Regions from separate parts of the Homo sapiens genome. Here region 2 is linked to region 1. A link is a contact called in ENCODE Hi-C or POLR2A ChIA-PET data. All regions are on one chromosome and are shown on one strand. Each heading gives the region's core, a stretch centred on a gene start or an enhancer-like site at or near the end of the contact. The rest is flanking DNA. Distances are from core to core; before and after follow the strand shown. Region 1 overlaps SYN3 (synapsin III). Region 2 overlaps SYN3 (synapsin III).

Region 1 (4,247 bases), core at 1,426-3,925:
TAGTCCTGGCCCTGATCATCCAGCTCTGTTCCCCTCCAGGGTACATGCTCTTAACCACCCCACTATGTGGCCTCTCCCAGTCAAGGGCACCATCAGGATTCAAAGAGCTTTGAAGGAGGTGACTTATACTGGGAGCTGGACGAGAAGGAAGATTGCAAAGAGGCTCCCAGGGGATGGCTCTGGCAAAATACAAAGAAAAAAGTTTATAAAGCGTTTAAATAAACCTGTGAAAGACAAGAAAGATAGTAAGAGAAAAAGGAGGTGTTTGGACCCAGGAAGCCAATCCCTGCCCACCAACCTCTCGTCCACACCGTGCCGCCTGCCTGAGAAAGCCTGGGCTGGCTGTCCCAGGGCTGACCCGGCCAGCCTGCTCTTGCAAGCCTCTTTCATCATTAGGTTCAACTGCTCAATGCAAACATTTTGATGAAGATTTTTGTATATAACAAGGATAGCAAATGATTCTTTGCATTACGTAGTGGTTAAAGTTTGCAAACACTTTCCCATATGTTACCCAGATGGCATCTGGGCCTCTCTCCTTGCCTCACAGATCTAGATGTGATTTTCTTGGACTTTCATTCATTTCACAATCTCCTAGTATATTTATGCAAATTCCTAGAGGATGGGGAAGCCTCTGTTCCTACCTCGAGGGCTGCTCTGTTGCTATCACTGACCCAGATCCCACGCTCAAATCCAAAGCGATTTCTGAGTGGGATGGATTTCACCAAATATTTGGGGAGCACACACGACAGGGTCAGAGCAGAAGGGGAGGAGCTTCACCTTTCACCTCTCAGGCTCCGAGCTCATAAACCTGCCCAGCTTGCCTGGAGAGCTCCAGGTTCTCTTTCTATCAGGCGGAGCAATTCTACCTGCCCAGGTCTAGGAGCCCTCCTGGGTCTAAGTCCCTCCCTAAAGAGCCCAACAGGGCACCTGGGAGACCACAGCCTCTTCCTTCAGAGAAAAGGCCCCCACTTTTCAGTTACAACGAGGGAAATTGAAAGCACACCACAGGAAGCATGACCAGCGGCCAGCACAGCTTACAGGGGGAACAGCCCGGCATCTTCCAGCTTGTAACTAAAGATTTGAGTGAGGTTTTTTTTTTTTTTAGACGAAGTCTCGCTCTTGTGCCCCAGGCTGGAGTGCGATGGCATGATCTCAGCTCACTGCAACCTCTGCCTCCTAGGTTCAAGCAGTTCTCCTGCCTCAGCCTCCGGAGTAGCTGGGATTATAGGCATGAGCCACCACGCCCGGCCAAATTTAAATGACTTTTAACCTCTCTGTCTCATTTTATTGTCAGAGGAATTGTGGGAGTCCCCTGAGAGCTCTTCTTCCAATCTCTCTGGCCCAGCCTCTTTGGGGCTGCACTTTGTCAGCACCAGCTTGGGAATGTAGAGAAATCCCCAGGCAGGAGCAGGTAATCCAGCTGCTGTTCCCACCAGTCCCAGATGTCCTTCCAGGGCCTCTTCCTCCTCATCTCCCCTCACTTCCAGTAATGGTCTTCAATATACCTTGTGAAAGAAGAATTCAAACTTGTAAATTAAATGAGGGCACTACATGGAAGCTTCTAGAAACACTAACATCAAGAGCAAGGGGAAAAGCAAAAGGACTCATTGGCCCCTCTCTGTGGAGCCTTTTGGAACTGTATCTTGCCTGCCCACACTCTTCTGGTAGCCGAGAGCAGGGCTGAGGGTGTGCAGGCTCCCTGGACCCCTGGTAAAAACATTCCTCTGGCCGGGTGCGGTGGCTCACACCTGTAATCCCCACACTTTGGGATTTGGCGGGCGGATCACGAGGTCAGGAGATCGAGACCATCCTAGCTAACACGGTGAAACCCCGTCTCTACTAAAAATACAAAAAATTAGCTGGGCGTGGTGGCATGTGCCTGTAGTCCCAGCTACTCGGGAGGCTGAGGCCGGAGAATCACTTGAACCCGGGAGGCGGAGCTTGCAGTGAGCCGAGATGGTGCCACTGCACTCCAGCCTGGGCGACAGAGTGAGACTCTGTCTCAAAACAAAAACAAAAACAAAAACAAACAAAAAAAATGCTCCTCTGTGTTTGTACAGGTGGAGCTTCTTCAAGGAGGGATGGGTGTGTACACAAGCCTGCATATGTGTGTGTGTGTGTTCAGTCTGGATCTTTCTATAAGTATGGGGGTCTTGGAGTTTCCGAGCATGTCTCTGTGTGTGTCTGGGTGTCTGGATGTCTATGCATGAAAGCTTCATACTCCTACATGTGTGTATGATTGCACTTGCCCATCCATGTGTGTGGATGTCCCTCTGTGGTTAGGTTTGGGAGGTGTCTCTGTGTATCAAAGTCTCAGCTTCTGGGTGTGTCCCTGCCCAGGTAGATGTGTGTCTGCATCCCTGGGTGCCAGAGAAAGATGGAAGTACAGATGTGTGGTGTGACCTGCCGTGAGTGTGCGTCAGGGTGTGTAGGTGTGCATAAGTGTAGAGGGACAGCAGAGCATTAGGGCTCACAGAAGCTGCAGCATACGTACACACTATCTTTGCAAAGCAAGTCATCTGTTTTCCTGGTTTTGTTTCTTTCCTCCCCATGGACTCTGGCCCCTCCTTGAAAACAAAGGGAGCTTAAAAAACGCAGCCCTTCCTGTGTTCCCAAATGTTCAGAATGCTGTGGTGCACTTGAACCGTGCCAGCTCGGATGCCCAGCCCTGCCGCTGTTGCAGGAAGTTACCCGCCCGCCGCACTGCCACCCCCCACTTACACAACGACCCCGGGAGGGTGGGTGGGAGGGAAGGAGGAACCGCACAGCTCGCTACCCCTCGACGCCCCAGCCAGTGGCAGGCCCTCCATGGGAACTGAGACTCTGTGTGGGGGCATAAGAGCATCATCTGGGGGCTTCCTCCAAAGCTGGGGGTGCAGGGAGACAACACCTTTACATGGAAATTATTGCCAACCAACCAGGTGTCCAGGGACCTCATTTTCCATTTTACGAGGTCAGTTCTAGGTAGAAGTCAACATTTTCATCGTTTCAACACACATTCACCAAATACCTACTACATGATAGACGCTGTGGAAGATAAAACGACAGCTTTGTCACCCTAGGATTGGTGCCCGCACCTCCACACTCGGGGCACCCAGTGTCCTCCATAACATAAGGGGGTTAAACTGGGTAGCACCAAAGCCTCTTCCACATCAGAAATTCTGTGATTCTTTTGTGGCAAGTTCATGAGTCTGTGCTCCCACACTTCTCCCTGCTCCACCATTCCCCGGTTGGGGCAGGTCAACAGAGTCCCCATCTTTCTCAGCTCTGCCCAAGTGCTCATTCCTTTCCCGCCTTCCTTCCTCCCCTCTGAAAAACCTACTCTCGGTCCTTGTTTACTCAAAGCTGTAAATTCCTAATGAACTCTTCTCTCTTTGTCTACACTTGAACAGGTTCCCTGCCTTACTCTAACCCCACTTTCTACCAGGACGATCAGAGCCCTCCCAGAAATGACCGCAGCCCATCTTTGCCACCTTAGGTCCCACATCATCCCTAACATCTCAGCACACATTGTTGTCAGGTTTGGGAGGTGTACAGAAGTCTCAGCTTCTGAGTGTGCCCCTGCCCAGAGAGATGCGTGTGTGTCCCTGGGTGCAGAGGAGGGTGGCAGGAAAGATGTGTGGTGTGTCCTGCCTGTGAGTGCTGGCCAAGCTGTGTTGCACAAGAGGCACCCTCAGCACAGTCTCCTCCCAAGCCCAGCCTCTTCTCAAGCCATTCCCTCTGCCTACTGGGAACACCCTTTCCTCCCTCTACCCCCAACCATTTCCTTTCACGGTCATTTCAAGGTCCATCTCAAACACCTCCTCCTTCCTTAAGCTTTTCCTGATTCCTCCTTCCTTAAGCCTTTCCTGATTCCTCCTTCCCCACCCAGTAGACGTGAGCTCTGTCTGATTTGAAACCTTTCCTGTGATGCAGAATATTTGGCCTTGACTTACGGTTATCGATATCTTTATCTGTTGTGCACAAGAAGACTTAGATCCTTAAGACTAAGCATCCAAAAATGTGTCTTGCTCTTGCTTGAATCCTCACATGGCGTCAACATTGCAGGTGCTCAGTAAGCATCTGCACAACTCAGTCCAAAGCTCAGCCATGGAATGTCAGGAGTTGGGTAGCCTGGTTGGAGATCATGGCACTGTCAGGGGAAGAGGTGGGAAGAGCAGAAGGAAGGAGTCTTGGAAGTCACAGCCAGGTGGTCAACCAATGACTGTCCCTGTGATAAGCCTGAGACCCCAAACATCTCCCTTATC
Region 2 (4,298 bases), core at 207-2,706, 360 kb before region 1:
GCCCTTGCCCGTGTCCTTTTGGCAGACACACACATCCAGATCCTGCTGCACTCATCTTTGCAGCCCTGGCAAAGACTAGGTACCAAACATTGGATGGATGGGTGGACGGTGACCTCAGGAAGGTGACCCCTGACCTTCAGACTGAGTTGGCTGCTTTTTCTGTGGGCTGAGGGGGATATTTGTGTGAATGCTCTGTGTGGTCATTTTCTATTTTTGTGTCTGTCCCTCCCATTAGGTAGTAAGCCCCCTGAGACCAAGAGCTAGCTATGTTGTCTTTGCGCTTGTTTCCTTAAAGCCTGCAGACTCTGGCACATAGTAGGTGGTCTATCTGTGTATGTTCAGCGTCTTTGAAAGAAGCCTTTTCTACCAACTGAAGTCCAATTTCCCCTGCACCCCACATCTTATCCTCAATCACATTGGTTGTGCATTTTATTCATAGTACTTTTCTTTTTATCTATTTATTTTATTATTATTATTATTATTATTATTATTATTATTATTATTTTGAGACAGAGTCTTGCTCTGTTGCCAGACTGGAGTGCAGTGGCGAGATCTTGGCTCACTGCAACCTCCACCACCCGGTTTCAAGCAATTCTCCTGCCTCAGCCTCCCAAGTAGCTGGGATTACAGGCATGCACCACCATGCCTGGCTAATTTTTGTATTTTTAGTAGAGATGGCGTTTCACCATGTTGGCCAGGATGGTCTTGATCTCTTGACCTCGTGAACCGCCCACCTCGGCCTCCCAAAGTGTTGGGATTACAGGCATGAGCCACTGTTCCCGGCCTCAGTGTCTTTCAAAGAAGCCTTTTCTACCAACTGAAGTCCAATCTCCCCTGCACCCCACATCTTATCCTCAATTCCATTGGTCGTGCATTTTATTCGTAGTACTCATTCTTTTTATCTGTTTATTTATTTATTTTTTGTCTTTTCAATAAGCATGTAAGCTCTCCAAGAACAAGGACTACATCTGCCACTGTATCTGCTGTATCTACTCCTATGCCTGGTGTGGTGCCTAGTCCACATAAGGCTCAATAAATAGTGATTGAATGAGGGAGTGAATAAGTGATGTGAATTGTGATCAGATCCTGCCCACAAAAATCTCCTTCTCTATTGTTCTCAGAGGCAAAAGGTGGGGATCATTTGTCACATCCTGTGGCTCGGGGCCCTGTTATGTCTCAGTTTTTTGCCTCCGCAGATCCCCATACAGGCATAGGGAGTCTCATCACTCTTAGTGCATTCCTTCCCTTCCTAGTTCATTGGACCTTGCTAATTGCATGGAGGACTGAGAGGCTGCACCATTGTTTGCGGTTGAGGGGGCGGTTCCTCCCTCTGGCAATGGGAAGGTGCCAGGAGGGTGAGCTGTTCTCAGGAGAAAACAATGGAGCTAGAATCAGATCTTGGGTCCCTTTGCGTTCCAAGGTCTTTCTTCTGCCACATCTCTGCCCATCCAGCCTGCCACGTGACTCTCTTGCTAACTGGCAAAGTCTCTGAGTGTTTTGCCTTCATTTTCTGCACAGCCCATTGGTTGTCTTCCCTGCTTCTGCCTGGGCCACAAATCAGCAACTGACATGTTGCATCAGAAACATGAAAATCTCTTTCTCTATTTCCACTCCACCCCCAGTGGGGGTGGCCTGCGGAGAGACAGCTGTCCCTGGGACAGGACATTCCTGACCTCTCCTTCCTTGGAAGGACATCACCAAGCCCTGGCTGCGTTAACTCTACATACAGGATCGATTTATTGGAAAACAGTCCTGTTTGAACACAGATCCTGTTTGTATGAATTCCCCTTCTTCTGCCCCTGCTGCAGCCACAAAAGAGCCCCATACCCATTCCTCATCAGTCTCTCTCATACACACTTCCCACCTCCCTCAACTAGGGATTTCCCACCCCAGGCAGCACCAGTTTTATAATATTCTTCTTCCTGGGGCCTCAGATGTGGCAGTAAAATATGAGACCACCCACGGAGAGAGAATCTTCGTGGAATCCAGAGCTCCCCCAGGCCAAGGACTTGATTGATTGGCTGAGGTATTCAGGGAGCTTATTATGAGATTGAACATATTAGGGTGGGAAGAGGAGGCAGCCATGAGAGACAGAGCCCTTAGGCACAGCGGGTCCATCCATTTTGCCTGAGGTCAAACAGCCAGTCAATTACAGAGGCAGCAACCCCAGCCCCCAAAGGCATCTAGAATTCCAGACCATCCCTACCCTTCCCTCTGCCAGACAGAACCGTTCAGAGGCGGCTGAAGCCTGAATGAGCCCCCGGCAAGGAGGCAGCAGTCTGTGTGGCCCATCAGGAGACAGACTTCTGACTTGCAGCCAGGCGGGGGGATGGACTCCCTGACCCTCAGCTTCAGCCCCAGTCCGTCTGCCAGGCCCTGCAGTAAACATTCCAGAGATGGGCAAAACAAATGTTTCTCCTGGGAAGGTGAGGTCTCATCAAGACCACAGCTGCTTGGGTGGTATTGGTGTAGTGCAAAGTGCTTCAGGTTCCAGGTTAGAATCAAGTCGAGGAATGCCAGTTGCGAAGGTTGGCCTCGTACACACCCCCACATCGCAGTGGCTGTAGACCTGTGACTGTATTACAATGGTGTGCCAGTAGATGGCAGTCAAGTGTCTCCAGGAAAGGCCGGCCTACAGACAGTATTTCCTTACCCGGTCAGCGAACATTTGTTAAGCCTGTTGTCCTGTGCCCTAGCTCATTGTGCTGGATACTGGAGACACAGTGAGCATGGAGACTCAGTTTCTGGTTTCCAGGAGCTCACAGACTATATGTTTGGGGGCAGAGGGCAGCTAAGTGATGTGTAATGACAACGTGAAGTGGTAAGGGCTGGAATGGTTGTAAGTGCAGCGTGCTGTAGGAACCAAGGGAGGACGCTCAGCCCAGCTAGGGAAGGGGGTGCTGTCAAGGAAAACTCAGCAGAGTAGATATCACTCATAGGATCTTGAAACATGAGAAAGAGACAATCAAGGAAGTGCCAAGCAGAGGTGAAGGCCTGTGCAGAGGTTCAGAGGCAGGACAGCACAGGAGTATTTAGAGAAGCACAGGAATTTGGATGCAACCATGAAATAGACAGCAAACTGGAGGGGAAGCAGACCCCCAGTCAGCAGGGTCCAGATCATGAAGGACGCCAGGGCTCTGGACTGGATCCAAAAAGTCTGAAAGACCACTTAGGGTCTCCAGGAAAGGTACCCAAATTCTTCCCTCTAGAGTTTGGGTACCCAGATCACTCGTGTGACTTTGAGCAGAGACTTCTCCATCTGGAACACGTTGGGAGCAATCCCTGCCCTACCACCCCTCAGGGTTGGCATGAGGGTCAAATAGGAGGAAGGATGTGAAGGGTCTGGCTGTCCTTATAGGCCAAGGCCACCTCTTTTCCCCATCACCAGCCATCACTCCTTGCACCTGTGAGACAGATCAAAGCAAGGTGAGTCATAATTCTGCTTTGGAACCCCCAAGAGGGTAAGATTGTTTTGTTTATTTGTGGGTCCCCAGCACACAGCACCCACTAGGCACAGGGTAAGCACTCGATAGCTCTTTGCTCTTGTGGATTCTGTTTCAGGCCATGGACTACATACTTTGCAGCTTACTGTGTGCCAGGAACTATTCTCAGTGCTTTGTATGCCTTGTTTCATTTAATCCTCATAACAACCCTGTGAGGTGGCTACTACTATGAGCCTCATTTCCTAGGTGTGGAAACTAAGGCATTCAGAGGTTGGCTTACCCAAGCTTGCACAAGTGAGTGGAGGAGTTGGGGTCCTATCCAGGCTGTATGCCCTGAAGCCATTGCACTTTACTGCCTTGTTGCATAGAGGATTATGTGACTTTCTCACCACACCCTTCCCTGGTAGTTACTGTCACCACTTGACAAATGAGGAAACTGAGACCCAGAGGGCTAAGTGTCTTGTCTTAGAACACATGGTCAGTGAGTAGTAGAGCTAAGATTTTGCCCAAGCCTGTGTGATTGCAAATCCATGTTTTTTTTCCCAGTATGCTGGTGATTGTAATGATAGGTTACCATTCCCGGTCCCAGGCCCACCCAGTACTTCTTTTAAATTTGGAGCTTGGATTTAAAAGCAAGTGATTTTTAAATCCACGAAAGATGCCTACCTTGGATCCTGCTCTGGTCCTTATTAGCCACACCTCTCTTGACAGGCAGAGGAGTTAGGAGTGAGGGGATATTCCCACCAAGACCCTACAAATTGCACTCTTAGGCCATGCCCTGGGTACCCAAACTCTAGAATTCCCTCCTCAAAGGGACCTTAACCCAACTTCAGAGCCTATATAGGCCAATTCCTT

What was found. A loop is a pair of places that touch in the nucleus more often than their neighbours do. ChIA-PET counts read pairs that join two places held with the same protein, here RNA polymerase II (POLR2A). Pooled maps may share reads with other maps.
Region 2: a loop to region 1 is called in a map of IMR-90, with 4 times the contacts of the local background. The contact joins two enhancer-like sites. A Hi-C loop is called at or near these places in 1 of 168 maps with a recorded cell type or tissue (IMR-90) and 3 of 50 pooled maps. POLR2A ChIA-PET finds 5 or more read pairs at or near these places in 1 of 52 experiments (Caco-2).

Annotation. Positions count from the first base shown.
Region 1 is chr22:32,625,604-32,629,850 of GRCh38, reverse strand. All of the region lies in intron 6 of SYN3 (synapsin III), which reads left to right. It overlaps LOC107985545 (a long non-coding RNA gene), which reads right to left. Exons shown (of 3, transcript XR_001755504.2): 2 at 3,936-4,247; 3 at 1-1,505. Among named protein-coding and RNA genes, the nearest start is that of SYN3-AS1, 53 kb to the right of the region's middle. Within about 2 kb of position 2,675, at least 7 of the 41 ENCODE cell types and tissues checked have a DNase peak (open chromatin) inside an H3K27ac peak, as active enhancers do.
Region 2 is chr22:32,984,514-32,988,811 of GRCh38, reverse strand. All of the region lies in intron 2 of SYN3 (synapsin III), which reads left to right. Among named protein-coding and RNA genes, the nearest start is that of SYN3, 72 kb to the left of the region's middle. RefSeq lists an enhancer at 957-1,858 and a silencer at 2,434-2,728. Within about 2 kb of position 1,456, at least 5 of the 41 ENCODE cell types and tissues checked have a DNase peak (open chromatin) inside an H3K27ac peak, as active enhancers do.